Linked DNA regions of Homo sapiens: all the other regions are linked to region 3. A link is an interaction called in ENCODE POLR2A ChIA-PET data of the cell type or tissue named here. Cell type or tissue: GM12878. All regions are shown on one strand.

Region 1 (5,000 bases), 52 kb before region 3:
AGAGACCTTTGCCACAGCTCCTCCCATCACAGGCCCAGAGATTTAGGAGGAAAAAATGGTTTCATGGGCTGAGCCCAGGGTCATTCTTCTGTGTGCAGTCTAGGGACTTGGTGCCCTGTATCCCAGCTGCTCCAGCCATGTCTAAAAGGGGCCAAGGTACAGCTGTTGCTTTAGAGGGTGAAAGCCCCAAACCTTGGCAGCTTCCACATGGTGTTGAGCCCGCAGGTACACAGAAGTCAAGAATTGAGGTTTGGGAATCTTGCCTAGATTTCAGAGGATGGGTGGGAACGCCTGGATGTCCAGGCAGAAGTTTGCTGCAGGGCCAGGGCCCTCATGGAGAACCTCTGCTAGGGCAATACAGAAGGGAAATGTGGGGTCAGAGCCCCCACACAGAGTCCCTACTGGGGCACCACCTAATGGAGCTGTGAGAAGAGGGCCAACGTCCTCTAGACACCAGAAAAGTAGATCCACTGACAGCTTGCACTGTGTGCCTGGAAAAGCTGCAGACACTCAGTGCCAGCCCATGAAAGCAGCCGGGAGTTGGGGCTGTACCCTGCAAAGCCACAGGGGCAGAGCTGCCCACTGCTGTGTGAGCCCACCTCTTGTAACAGTGTCACCTGGATGTGAGACATGGAGTCAAAGGAGATCATTTTGGAGCTTTAAGATTTTACTTCCTTGCTGAATTTCAGGCTTGCATGGTGCCTGTAGCCCCTTTGTTTTGGCCAATTTCTCCGATTTTGAACAGCTGTATTTAACCAATGCCTGTACCTCCATTGTATCTAGGAGGTAACTAACTTGCTTTTGATTTTGCAGGCTCATAGGCAGAAGGGATTTGCCTTGTCTCAGATGAGACTTTGTACTATGGACTTTTGAGTTAATGCTGAAATGAGTAAGATTTTGGGGGACTTTTGGGAAGGTCTGATTTGTTTTGAAATGTGAGGACATGAGATTTGGGAGGGGCCAAGTATGGAATGATAAGGTTTGGCTCTGTGTTCCCACCAAAATCTCATCTTGTAGTTCCCATAATTCCCACGTGTTGTGGGAGGTACCCAGTGGGAGATAATTGAATCATGAGGGCAGGTCTTTCATGTGCCACTCTCATGATAGTGAATAAGTTTCACGAGACGTGATGTTTTTAAAAATGGGAGTTTCTCTGCACAAGCTCTCTCTCTTGCTGCCACCATGGAAGAAGTGCCTTTCGCCTTCTGCCATGATTGTGAGGCCTCCCTAGCCACATGGAACTGTAAGTCTGTTAAACCTCTTTCCTTTGTAAGTTGCCCAGTCTTGGGTATGTCTTTATCAGCAGTGTGAAAATGGACTAATACAGGGATTGAACAGCTTTTCAGGTATATAAAGCCACAAACATTTCCTTGTTGTGAAGATATTTAGTCTCCAGGCAAGAGGGAAAACTCGTGTGTGTCTTTCCCTTAAGCTTTTTTCAGTTGGACCCCTGGGGGAATGCTTAGAGGATGTGGTGAAAAGCATTCCTTGAGTTTTCCAGCTTCTTCCTAGCACTGTCCTCTAGTGTGGGACCACCAGCTTCCTCTGGATTCAGGGATGAAGGGATTGACAATGGTGCATAGGTCTAGGGGATTATCCTTTTGATTCTGACCACTAAACTTAATTGGGTAAGCCATGGGGACCAGCTAAGACCACTAAGCAGAGAAATGGCATGATTAGGGTTGTGTTCTATAAAGCCCACTCTGGCAGCAGTGTGGAGAGATGAATTAGAACAAGAATAGGATGATGGCAGCAAACATTGCCGTAGGTATCTATGGCCAGAGTGGTGGCTCACACCTATAATCCCAGCACATTTTTAGGGAAACTGAGGTGGATCACTTGAGGCCAGGAGTTTGAAATTAGCCTGGGCAACATCATGAGACCCTGTCTCTACAAAAAAAAAAAAAAAAAAAAAAAACTCCAAAGAATAACAGAAAAATTAGTCAGATGTCATGCTGTGTGCTTGTAGTCTTAACTACTTGAGAGGCTAAGGTGGGAGAATTGCTTAAGCCTGGAAGGCTGAGACTATGGTGAGCTGTGATTGCATCACTGTACTCCAGCCTGCATGATAGAACAATGCCCTGTCTCAAAAAAATACAATACAATAAAAAGTACTTTGAGAGAGGATAAGAATTTCAAGGACAGTGGCAATTACATTGACAACCATGGTCCTAACAAACCTCCTTGTGTCCCCAGACCATGTCATCCCCACCTTGGTGGCTTTGGTGTCTATGTTTACCCACGAGCTGCTCCACATCTTCCTCAGATATGAGCTTACATATCATCAGCATGTCTGCTTCTAATATATTTTAATGTGCATTCCTTACTGTAACAGATTTCTGGTAAATTTACAGTTTTGGCATAGGGCCATTTCCTCATCCTGCTCATAACTAAATCCAGCAAGATCTTCTTTACCTCTATTACATTCTAACTGCTGATCACAAAGTCAGGTAGTGCAGGAATAGACACATGGCGACAGCCTACAAACACCCTCTCTTTTTCAGGATGAGTAAAATTAGAAAGGGACTCCATACAGCTGAGACCTATGTGGGTTCAAATAATAATAATAATAACAAAATAAATAAATATTACACCCTTGTACTTTGTACTGAGCTCTTGCTTTGTACTGCACTGTGGGCTTAAAGTTTTGTGTATATCTTGTCATTTAATCCTCACAAAAATCCTATGAAGTGACTACTGTTAGCATTCCTATTAAACAGACAGAAAACTATGTCTTTTTTTTTTTTTGAGACAGAGTCTCACTTTGTCTCCCAGGCTGGAGTGCAGTGACACAATCTTGGCTAACTGCCAACCTCTGCCTCCTGGGTTCAAGTAATTCTCCTGCCTCAGCCTCCTGAGTAGCTAGGATTACAGGCATCCAGCTAATTTTTGTATTTTTGATGGAAATGGGGTTTCACCATGTTGGCCAGGCTGGTCTGGAACTCCTGACCTCAAGCGATCTGCCGGCCTTGACCTCCCAAAGTGCTGGGATTACAAGCCTGAGCCACCATGCCTGGGCAGAAAACTAACTCTTAAAGAGAGTTTAAGAAACCTTCCTAAAGTTTCATAGCTAGTAGGTGGCAAGCAGGGATTCAAATCCAGGTCTATCATGTTCTTGAGCTCAAGCTCAGTGACGCTGTGCCACAGAGAGTATCATCGTTATTTCCTGCACAGATGCTCATCTATTTCTAGTCCAGTCCCATGATATAAGGGCAAACTAAACCAAACTGCAGGCATTTCTCCCAATCCAATTCAAAATTGGAAGAAAAGCTTATCTTAAGCCTTAGAGGATTCTCTTAGATTTAATCCAGCACTTGAAATCTGAGTCTCAACAGAAGGGAATTTGTGGAAGGATCCAGACCAGATGAACTCTCAGACTCATCAGCATGGACCAAATCTAGGTCCTGTGAGAAAGGAACATAATTCATCCAGCACCCACAATGCCCCTCCTTCAAGGGTTGGTGACTAGACTCATCCCAGTCACCTTGCAGGAAATTCCTGGCACGAAACAAGCTCCAGTCCCAAATTTATGACACTTAGGCAGCTGACAGTCTTTGCAGACTTGAAAAGAGACTCAGATGAAGTTTTGTACATAGGCATTAATGCTATTTTAGCTACAAGAGCTCTAGGCAGCCATATCTGCCAAGAGAAGTGGATTTTTCAGGCAGGGGTCTAAGATAGCTCCTTTACCTGCCATAGTAAATTGTCAGCTATAAAAAGTCATTCAGTCCCCAATGGAGAAGCTACTCCTGGTCAACAGTTAACTCATATTACAAAGAACATTTTAAAAGTCTGATGGCATAAAGAAAGTAAACAAAAGATTAATATCCAACATCTTTATGCAAGCAATATATCATTAATGATCATTATGGAGAACTTCCTTAGTTCAAATGAGGTTCCAGAAGACTGGAAGCATTTCACTGTAGCACCAGTATTTATAATAGCCACCCTGGGGAACAGCAGGCCCATCAACTTGACATAGCTAATATGCAAGGTAATGGAAATAAGTAGAGGTGAAATGGAGCCACACGGACACTGAATTATCTTGGGAGCCAACTTCCATGCAAATAATTAGAAACTGCCCTGATTATTAGTAGAGTGGAGAGGACGCTGCCTCAAACACCTTAGGTCACATTTTAACTTACTATTTAAAACTGGCGCATCATGTTGTCCTGCTGCTTAAAATCACAGCAAAGAACACTGGATGCAATTGACAGAGGACAAATCATTTCTAATGAAATTTGAGGAAGGAGTTTGTTCACATGGTTTGGGAAGCAGCACAATATTGGAGATGAGGGTGGTCTGGATTTTAGTCCCTGTCCCAAGTGACTCACTGTGCACCATTTTATTATAAAATTCCTTTAACCTTTTATTAATTTTCTCAACTGTAAAATTTAGATAGTATTGCCTAACCTCTTGTCTCATTGTTTGTGTAAAACAAGAGAGATGAGCCTATATAAAAATACTTGGTAGAGTATAAGACAGGAGAGGGAAATGCAGATGCATAAATGAGCGAAGTAGCTGCATGGAGGACGCTGGGGGATTTTGCAAACTGGTGAGACACACCCTATTTTTTAAAACGGCCTTTCAGCTCTAGCTCATTGTTGCCTTGCAGGAATGAAGGACTGGTGTTGCAGGCAGGTCTTCCCATTTTAAAGTAATATTGAAAATAGCTTTTCTTTTCTGATAAGTAATCTATTTTAAAATGCAGCAGTGAAAACAAAAGTTTCTAAAACTCTGTACATGCAGATTCCATACTATTCATGGACTATTAGTCCTCTCCCCCAAAGGGTCATATGGTATAAGGGTAATTGGGAATTTTATTAGTTGATAATAATAATTGCTAACATTTATAGAATTATAGACTAGAATATTAGTTGTGTGCTAGGTACTTATTTTCACTGTGGAAATGAGGGTTTCCCTCCAGCTTTATTGAGGTATAACTGACACAAAAATTGTATATATTCAAGGTGTACAGCATGATAATTGGAGAGGTACTC
Region 2 (5,000 bases), 170 kb after region 3:
GTTTCTTCATTTACAAAACAGGATAATGAGACACAAAAGGCAGGTTTGCCATAAAGATAGACTGTGAGGCCCATCCCAGTGCCTGGAACCTGGCGGACACTAGACTCTCAGTCACCTCCTGCCCTCTCCCTTCTCCCACCCCCATGCCACAGCTTTCATTATAACTGCTCTCCTAGCTTACAGGGACCTTCTCTCCTCCACACTTAGAGAGAAATTGTGATCTATGCCACACAACTTGGTACTTACTCAAAAGTTCATTAAGATTCTTTTTTATAAGGGACTAAAGCCCAGGTCAAATTGCTAAATACAAAAAGGACACTTATTAGTTCCAATAACTGAAAGCAGCGGAGACAGGCAGAACTTCATCTGCGTGAGCTTGATCTGGATACTCATTTGTCATTGGGGCTCTGCCTCCATTTCCTTGTGGTTTTCCTCTGGCTCTGCCTTGGCCCATGCTCGGGCCTCATTCCCAGGCTGGCTCCCATCATGACAGCACGATTTACCCCAGCATTCCCAGCCTTCCTATCTGTGTGCTGCACTGACAAGCAGAAGAGAAGGTCTGAGTCCCAGCTTTCCCAGAAAATATTCTGCAAATCCCAGTTTCAATCACAATCCGCCCTCCTGGCCCCTGCCTTGACCCCCCGCAGCAAATCACTGTGGCTGGGAAATGAACCGAGCTCTTAGTCTTAGCCTGGGTTGTGCCTTCACCCTGTAACCCAACCCAGCTCCAATCCAGACATGGAGTCACTGCCCAGAAACCACTTGGATACCCATGTGGACTGTGGAGTCCACAGATATTTCAAGAGATTTGATGGCAGCCTTACCAGTCCACAGGACCCAGATCTTCTGAGGGCTTCTGTAGCCTGAATCCTAGGCCCGGCCCCAATCAGGTTAGTTCCTTGAAGTTGTACGCTTCCACCCCATAGCTAAAATGGCCCCTTTTGTAGGAATCCAGAATACATAAAATTGCAAGGGATTGGATTCTGCCCCTAAATTGATTTTATACCCTTGAAAGTTTTCTACTATAGCATGTGTGAGTGTGTGTGTGTGTGTGTGTGTGTGTATAAATTGTGATTAGATAAGGCTCTAAAGAACAGTTTTATAGTCACTCCACCCATTTGGCTTTCCATAGAAATAAAATCCTTCATTATGGCAATGACCTTCAACGAAGGTTAAGTACGCAAACCTCAGTTTTAAAAAAAACTGTTTTTAACTGCTTTTATCTTTGAGCCTTTGAAGTAGAAAGTAAAAAAAATCAAATATTTTATTTTTGACATCTTCAAGGAAGGTATATGTAAATAGGAAACATACATAAAATCCCTGAGCACAAACAGAAAACAAATGATTAAATATAATGACAATTGCAGAAATATAGATTGAAGGTAAAATAGATTAAGGATGCTGCCCTTTGATGCCACTTTCTGTCAATAAGGCATAAGATAAATTTGTGAGCCTCATATTTCTCTGATCCACAGGTTAAATTTGCCATCCTGTAATTCCTTGTCACCATTTCAAATATCAAGCTAAACATCGTGTATTTCTCTGGGGTATTCACAACCTTCAGAGAGTAGTTGATAGTGATCACATTTCTTCTGAAGTCTTTGTTGATCCAAGAATACATATTTTGTTGTGTAAGTCTTCATAAATCAGTCTTTCCGCCCGTTTATCATCCCTGTTACTTTTCTCTGAACACTCTCCAGTATGTCTCCAACTTGCTAATAATGAGGTTCCCAGACCACAATGCATCATTCCCAGCTCAGTCTCTCTCCTTGTGCAGAGATGGACTTTGCCTTTTGGCTTCCTGACTCACTGTTTCCACTGACTAAGTTCATATGCTGCCAGATCATATATGAACCCGTGATTCATTTGCTACCCATTACAATGCCTGGGAGAACCCAAGCACTTCCCTAAATAGGTCAATGCCTGATGTACTAGGTGCCCAGAAAAGTTCTTTAAATAAATGAATAAATAAAAGCATGAACTTCCCTGTTGTGTCTTTAGTATACCAAAACATTTATTACAAAAAGAACAAATGAAAAGGAATATGCAACCTGTGTTGACAGTGGGGACAAGGGAACAGAGGTAACACATGAGAATCATGCATGGATGCTTTGGCCTGTACCATTCAAACGTTTCTACCAATTTGATTTGATTTAGACATATTTCATTTTCATTTAGCACAAGACAAAAGGAAGTTCAGAAAACTAAGGTATTTCACCACAGCAACTGAACAGTTGAATTACAACTGAGAACGTATCTGGAGTCTAAAATTCTAGTGCCCAATGTAGACTGCAGAGTAGAACAATCTGAAAATACCATTAGTAAAGTCCTTGTAGTTCCTGGGAATCAGTTCCTACATCTTCAGCTAAAATACTTGAGGCATGGGTTCTAACTGTGATTTTTTGCCTCAAGGGCTTTCCCTTTCTACTCATAATAACAGGATGCAAGAGGGTGGAAAAGGGAGAGGAGCAGAGCTAATCTGGTTTCTTGCTCTCTTGACCCCAATTACACTAGTGGTAGTGACAGTGACAGTAATAGTAGTAGTAGCTGCTCTTATTATTGAGTACCTGCTGTATGTCATGGACTCTGCTTAACCCTTCACATAATGTTATTTCATTAATAGCCAATTAAAATATGCACATTACCTCAATTTTACTTTAAGGAAACGGAGTCCCAGAAAGATTAAATGTCTAAGGATCACGCAGCAGAGTTAAGGTGCTATTTCAGCTCTGGGAGACTGCACCCCACTCTTCTGCCCTAGCACAGACTCTTTCCTTGGTTTCAATACTATACCAAGCCTGACATGTCATGCCTGACAGCCACTCCCATTTTCTGGTTCCTCTGAACTTCTCCTTAAGGACCCTTAATCAAAACTAACTGAGAAGTAAGGGGGGGGGGTGGGGGGGAACATTAGCTAAGAGGAACCTCTTAGCTAAACTTAGAAAAATTTGGAGTTTTCAAAAGGATCTTCTCTCCAGGAAATTAAGAAAAACAACAAACCATTAAGCATGTCATGTGCTAATAGGACCAGCCTAGTATAAGGCCATGTAAAAAGGCATTGAAATCTGCTAGTGTGATCCCAGCCTGGCCACAGATGCCCATGGCAGCCCAGTTTCCAGGCACTTGCCCTCATCTCCAATCTGTCTTTCTACCTTGGTCAGTTTGTTCCATTGCATGTGTACACTGATGGCCCCTGGCCAGAACTGAGCATATCAGATCAATACAGCAGTACACAGTACTGTGATTAAACACTGCAATGAAATGCTTGGTAAAAAACAAAAAACAAAAAACAAAACAAAAAAAACTCCCCAAATGACTCCTCTTTAAGAAAATAATCAAAAATAATTAAAGCAAAAAGCAAGACCAAATACTCTTCTCTGTTGGTTAATTCATTCCCCCTCTAATTATCTGTACATTCTGCTCTCTTTATGCTGCAACTCCAAACCAACAAATACTTGGGTTGAAAATTTTTAAAGAAGTAAATTCTTCATATAATTCCACAGGTCATGCGAAAGACCCATAATTTCATGGACATAGTACTGGAAAGGAAGTGAGAAGATTTGGTAAATATGTGTCTCACCACTTTGTTAGCAGGGACTATAAAATAATGATTTTTGAAAGCCCCCTTGGATATATAAAGCATTCTACAGTACTCATGAAATATTGGTTGAATTGGTTGAACCGACCTTAGGTAAACCTCTCCATATTTCCAAGCTTCAGTTTCTACATCTATAAAACAGAAACTAATAATAACTTTCTTGTCATACATGACTATTGTGGGGCTCCCAACAGGAAAATATATATGAAAGCATTTTTTAAACAATAAAGCATCATACAAAAGTAAGTTATGAAGAAAGGGAGATGCGCTCTAATTGTGCAAATAACATGGGCATTGTGCCAGCAAGCAAGTTAAAAAGTTAATAGCACTTTTTGCTATTTATCCAGATGTTTGGACACATTCTAACTATAAATCCAAAGTGGTCACTGGCAAACATTCAGACTGTTAAAGGACTGCTAGAAGGAACAACATGAGTGTTCTCTGTGTCTCCTGGGCCCCAAGGAGGGAAGGGAAGTTTCTGCATAGTCATTCCATCTCTAACAGAAACCACAACTCCTTGGAGCCCCAAAAGGAAACCAGTGCAGATGTCAAATATTTTGCTATGATGCTGAACTGAATGAACCTACACAAGGGTTAAATCTTTGTTTTTTCACAGGGAATAAGCCCTTTAGATCTTATACGTTAACCCCACTTCTACAGCAATCGAACCAAGGCAAAAATGTGCTTTTGCAAATATTTTTGAAAGATCTGACTAAGCCATTTTTAGATGTTTTTCAGTCTTCATGTGCCTTTCCCTCCCACAGAGCACAATTAAAAAGGCACCTTTAAAAGGCTATTTAAAAACATTGATTGGCTTAACTGTGCTAATGTCATGGCTTTAAAATAAAATTCTATTAAGTCTTTAAAATATTGCAGACAAGTACTTTGCAGCAGAAACTCAGGACAACCATCCTGAGGCTTCTGTTATTCACAGATATTTAGTTACTTCAGGTTAGTTCATCTTTCTTATTATGTTTTGTCTTTCAATTTGTGTAGTCTTATGACAGTTTTCAGGACATAATTGCCTTGATGCATACTAGAGCCTAGAGTACCTAGCAGCCACATTTCCCCAAGTCACTACGGTGAATTCATGAAGACAGACGCATTATGCTGGCTGGCACTGCGTTGCTATCAATACGTAAGGAGACAATGGTGTTCTTTCCTTACATTTAAATGCTAAACATTACAGAGTACCTCACCCTCCAAGAACTGTCCCAGGGATTATTTTAGATCTTGGTGAAGTATGTGTGTCCTTTTTTGACTCTGAATCACTCTTGTCTCTAGAGAAACTCAGGGGCTCAACATACACATGTAAAATTCTTTTCTTCTCTTCTGTATTTCCATTCTTGCTGTTTTTATGCTAAACTACAGACTTCCCCTTCTATCCATAATGTGCAAGGCA
Region 3 (5,000 bases):
TTTTGTTTCCCAGGCTTAACTCCTCAAAATCATGAGCTTTTCTTCCCTACCTTTCCCTTCATTCGAACTCTTTCCTTTCAAAATGTTTATAGAATTCATTCTTATCCTCTCCCTGCCTGGGGGGTTTATCTAGCTAGTCTAAATTCTAGATCATTGCCTTTCTATAGGAAATATAAAACACACAAATAATGAAATACCCATAATCCAAGGCAGAAATCATGAGTGTTATAGTAACAATGGCCTCAAGAGCTAGACTGCCCAGGCAGCTCATATTTCATACAGTTTTACTATTTTAAATAAAATCAATTTGAAAAAATCATTATGTTGAAGAATAAAAATGTTTAAATATTACCTGATTTTTTTTTCTCATTTCTTTTTTCCCTTTTGACCTTCCTCCTTCCCCATGCAAGAAGCTGGACATGTCTCTGCTATTTAACTCAAGGAAGGAATAAGACAGTATTAAAGAGAAGAATTCTTTCCCTGACTTGCATATTTCCAAAGCCGAGCCCCTCAGGGATATAAAGACTTAAGGTAGAGGCAAAAGATTTGGGAAAAAATAACGTGAATTTAAGGTAGGCTTTACCCTTCTACCTCTTACCAAAGAAAAGATTCCCAGGATTGATGGAAGGGGATATTTGGAAGGAAGCAATGGGAACAGAGATGTTGGTGGGCTTAGGTCCCCAAAAATAAGAACCTGGGTCCTGTCCACCAGTTTTAGATGTGGGAAGGTGGCAAACCCCCCATAGTAGTTTATGGGCATAGAGATAAAGGAAGCAAAGTTTAGTAAATTGGCTCTGGAGGTTGATTTGGCATCATTTGGTAAAATTGAAACATTGGAAAAATTTTTACACATATACATAAAAAGCTTTGTACAAAAATGTTTATTCCAGCATTACTTTTAGTGGAAGAAAGCTTCCCAACAACCTAAATATCCATTAATAGAAGAGGGAATAAATAAAATGTGAAATATGTTGACTGTAGACTATTGTGTAGCAAAAAAAAAATGGTTAAAATAATAGAAGACAGTACAGAAGAATTTAGATCTTAGAATCCAACTGTCTTGAGAGTTAAAGCCTCAAGAGTTAAACTTTAAGTGCCTCATTTTACAGATGAGAAGGAATGGGGGACCTGAAGGCTAAGTGATTTCTTGAAAGCAGGCTGTTGTTTCGACTTCCAACCTGGCCTTTCATCCATGATGTCATTAGATGCCCCAAGCTACCTGGTATAGTTCAGTCTATTCCAGGAAGCAGAACATCATCCCCTCTGATCTCTCTATTAGTCTAGCACAGAAGAACAAAAAGAGGAGGGGAAAGGGGAAGAAAAAAAAGGTTGCCCTTGTTCTTGAGGTCACAGTTCAGATGAAGAACAGAATCATAATATGAAACCATAAAAGCCACTTAAGTGACACAGTTCTCTTATTTCCCACATTCACAGCTTAAGAAGTCTTTTGATCATCTCCGGATCTCCATTTTCTTACTAGCAAAACAAGGGGTTCAGCTAGAAAGAACGACCATCGACTCCTTAAGTTCAAACTAGTCTCCTTGTAACGAATCTAACTTTTAGCTATGGAATCTAAGCTGTCTCGATTTCACGGTTGAAATCTACACTCACAAAATATTTCATACACTTTCCCCAAATCTCTTGTCTATACTCTAACAGTTCCTTCTGACTGGTGAAACCTAGAGACCGTATCTGATGCTTCTTTGCCAATATAATGTTTAATTCTCAGCACTCTGATAAACTTGTAGGAAGAATTTTCTGCCTTTGTTTTAAAGATAGGCACTACATTAAAATCTCAATACTAAATGGCAATCCAGGCACTTATTTTTTCAAGACTGAGATCCCAATGTCAGCGAAACGGCTTTGGCTTCATCACTTTGCAAGCCTGAGGTGGGAGTGGACATCTCCACCTGCCAGCGCTTATCTCTCGGCATGGTCTGATGGGCCGAATGGGAGTGGGAGTCAGGAACTCCACGGTAAGTACTAATTGTGTGACTGATTTGGGGCTGTGACATCAGAGAAAACTGTTCCACTTCAGGCTTCTTGTGCAAAGGAGGAGAAAATTGTAAAGAGAAAATTTCTCTGAAAAGTACATCATGCTCCAGAGGCCAAATGTGACAGTCATTAAGGAAGCAAGAGGAGATGGCTTCTTCCCCAGCCATGACGGGATCACTCATGGTATCCCCACCCACGCTGCCAGTGTGTCACAGCTCAGCCACAGAAACACAGCAACTTTCATGCAAATGGCTCAAATTCACTTTTCACATTTAAAGTAACACATTTTGTAATTATTAATGGTTAATTCCTGTGACCACCCATGAGTGAAGGGCATTTCCGTCTCCCACATCTTTAATGGCAAATAATTAATGATGTGTTAGAAATTAACAACAATTAACAGTGCATAAGAACAATGGCAGAAGGTCAGAGACTCTGAAGAAATGCAACGTTTAGCTTCTCGGGCAGAATCTGGCAGTCTCAAGGAGGGAGACTCCAGGCAGAAATGTTTCCCTCAGATACAAATACACCTCAACTCTTGCTCCAGAACATGGGCCCAAATACAATCACTTTTTAAGACTAAGTATGTTGAAGGAAATAAACAACTACCCAGCACTTCTATTAAGCTTATTAGTTTTGCTAAACAAGCAAAATGGTATAACATATTAAATTTTTAGCTTAGTATTAATGAGCATTGCCTGAAATATAGAACAAATTTCTGATTTAGCAATTACATGATCATTTTAGAATGTAGTAGGGTCTAGTGAATTTCTAGAAAGAACTCTGAGTAACATGTAGATATAAATCACTTATAGAAACTGTATGTGTATATCATATTTTTGTGTTTATAGGATCTCTGCAAGTATTATTGCTGTATATAGGCAAGTTTAATAAATTGCCTTAACTTTACCTACATGATAGATAAGTGGCAGATAATATTACTATTGGAGTGTTGAATTTCCCAGCCTTGCTCTATGCACTTTTATCCTATTTTCCAAAACAAAACAAAACAAAAAAAAAAACAAAAAACAAAAAAACAAAACAGAAGTCCTTGGGCCAAAGTCTTATATGTCTCAATGTTGAAAATAAAGTCAGAGAAAGTGAGTCAAGCTCAAATACACAAACTGATGATCTAACCAAGGATATCCACCAAGGGTATCCTACTATAGAACAGGCATGAGATATATATATTCTGCTTCCACCCACAAAGTAATTATAATTATAATTATATTACCTGTAATTATAAACATAATTAATTATATTCCTGCAGCACTTTAGAGCTTACAAAGTGCATTCACATACATTAATTATTTAACCTCATCTGCACCTGGGAGGCAGGCATAGCCGAAAACCCACAGAATAAAACCACCGGCTTCATATTGAACCCAGATCTATTGCTTCCAGGTGGCCACTTCCTTCTTTCCATCTTGTGATTATCCCCTTAAACCAAGCATGTTCTGAAAATGGGGGGAGAATCCATTTTCTAGAAGCAATGATATTTCTAGCTTCTTGGTCAAGCAACTTCCAAACCAGGAAAAGTGATTTTCAGGGAAGGAAGAGCCCAAAATTTGTGGGGAGGAAGCACCAATCACAACTACCTCAAGGCTCTGGTTTGGCTCGGGCGCACAGGAGCAGTTGGTGGGGCCTGAGCCTCACCTCTGTCCACGTTTTCATAGGCAAGAGTAATTCAAAGAATGACAGACTTTTGGAGGTAGAACAGAAACATGTCCTGCACATTAGGAAGTGTGCCTTGCTGAAAATGCAAAGAGAGCCCAAACTCCACAGCAGCTTATGGAAGGAACGATCATGATGAGACCTTGCAGTTCAGCCCTTGTGCTTTGCAGGTTAGGGGATCAAATGTGCACTCCTCTGCCTGCTTTTCAAGGTTCCACACCCCCCTTCTCAAAACCCCCATATCATATTGGATATGTGGCACACAGCTGTCTAGCCCCATTTCCCATTGCACCTTAATATCCTAACCAGTCACCCTCGCACAACCGTGCAGCTCTCTGTTCCTGTTCCCATTCCTGGGCTCCTCATGTGCAGGCTCTTGCCTGCTGTTAGTGGATTCAAATCCCACCCAGCCTTCAAGGCCCAGCCCAAGGCCCACCTCCTTCCACCAGACATAAGGGAAAGTAGATTTTGGCCCTTCTAGGGAAGAACTTACAGTCTTCTCAGAGAAGAGATTTGTATTCAAGCAGCCATAGAAGTTGGAAGGTGTTCAGTGAGTAGCCCTAAAACGGAGCTCCTTAAGTATGGACCAGCAGATCAGTATCACCTGGGAACTCATTAGTAATGCAAATTTTGGGGTCCTGCCCTGGACTTACTGAATTAGGATCTCCAGGATCCGCTAAGGAGTCATTGGTTTAACAAGCCCTCCAGGTGAATCTGATGAATGCTAAAGTTGGAGAGCCCCTGCCTTAAAAGAAGTGAATTTGTGGGAAGTCAAAGGAGTAATTGACTTCCAGGGAAGTCTTCTAGAAGAAATTGGCTTTTGAGGTTTGGCCCTTTAAGACTGTTAAGATTCAGACACCTGGAGAGGAGTGGCAGGCATCCCAAGAGTAAAGACAATGTGAGCAGAGACCCAAATCCAGAAAGGCACAGGGGGTCTGGAAACAGCAAGGACTTCCATGTGGCCAGTGTCCAGGATGGCTGGAGAGGAGTTGCTGGCAGTCAAATTTCAAATAATAACAACAACAACTTGTATTGATCCCCTATGGTGTGCCATGAAGATTTCTAGATGCTTTATTTACAAGAATTCCTTTATTCTATTCCCATAACCCTATTAAAGAGAAAGTGTTATTAGATGATCCCCATTTAAAGATCAAGAAACTGGCAGGGCGCTGTGGCTCATGCCTGTAATCCCAGCACTTTGGGAGGCTGAGGCAGGCGGATCACTTGAGGCCAGGAGTTTGAAACCAGCTTGGCCAACATGGAGAAACCCTGTCTCTACGAAAAATACACAATTTAGCCGGGCATGTTGATGTGCACCTGTGATCTCAGCT

Evidence for each region. Peaks named below come from ENCODE experiments on the same cell type or tissue, not always from the same donor. Only the 100,000 strongest peaks of a DNase experiment are listed, where the experiment ranks them.
Region 1: POLR2A ChIA-PET joins it to region 3 with 7 read pairs; 3 of 35 experiments call an interaction of 5 or more read pairs at or near these places.
Region 2: POLR2A ChIA-PET joins it to region 3 with 5 read pairs; 1 of 35 experiments calls an interaction of 5 or more read pairs at or near these places.

The regions. Positions count from the first base shown.
Region 1 is chr2:176,772,917-176,777,916 of GRCh38, forward strand. No RefSeq gene overlaps it. Among named protein-coding and RNA genes, the nearest start is that of LINC01117, 140 kb to the left of the region's middle. In GM12878, no CTCF peak of the experiment used is centred here; no DNase peak of the experiment used is centred here.
Region 2 is chr2:176,995,473-177,000,472 of GRCh38, forward strand. No RefSeq gene overlaps it. Among named protein-coding and RNA genes, the nearest start is that of MIR4444-1, 210 kb to the right of the region's middle. In GM12878, no CTCF peak of the experiment used is centred here; DNase peaks (open chromatin) are centred at 2,009, 2,149 and 4,119; H3K4me3 peaks cover 555 bases; H3K27ac peaks cover 3,392 bases.
Region 3 is chr2:176,825,268-176,830,267 of GRCh38, forward strand. No RefSeq gene overlaps it. Among named protein-coding and RNA genes, the nearest start is that of LINC01117, 190 kb to the left of the region's middle. In GM12878, no CTCF peak of the experiment used is centred here; a DNase peak (open chromatin) is centred at 2,234.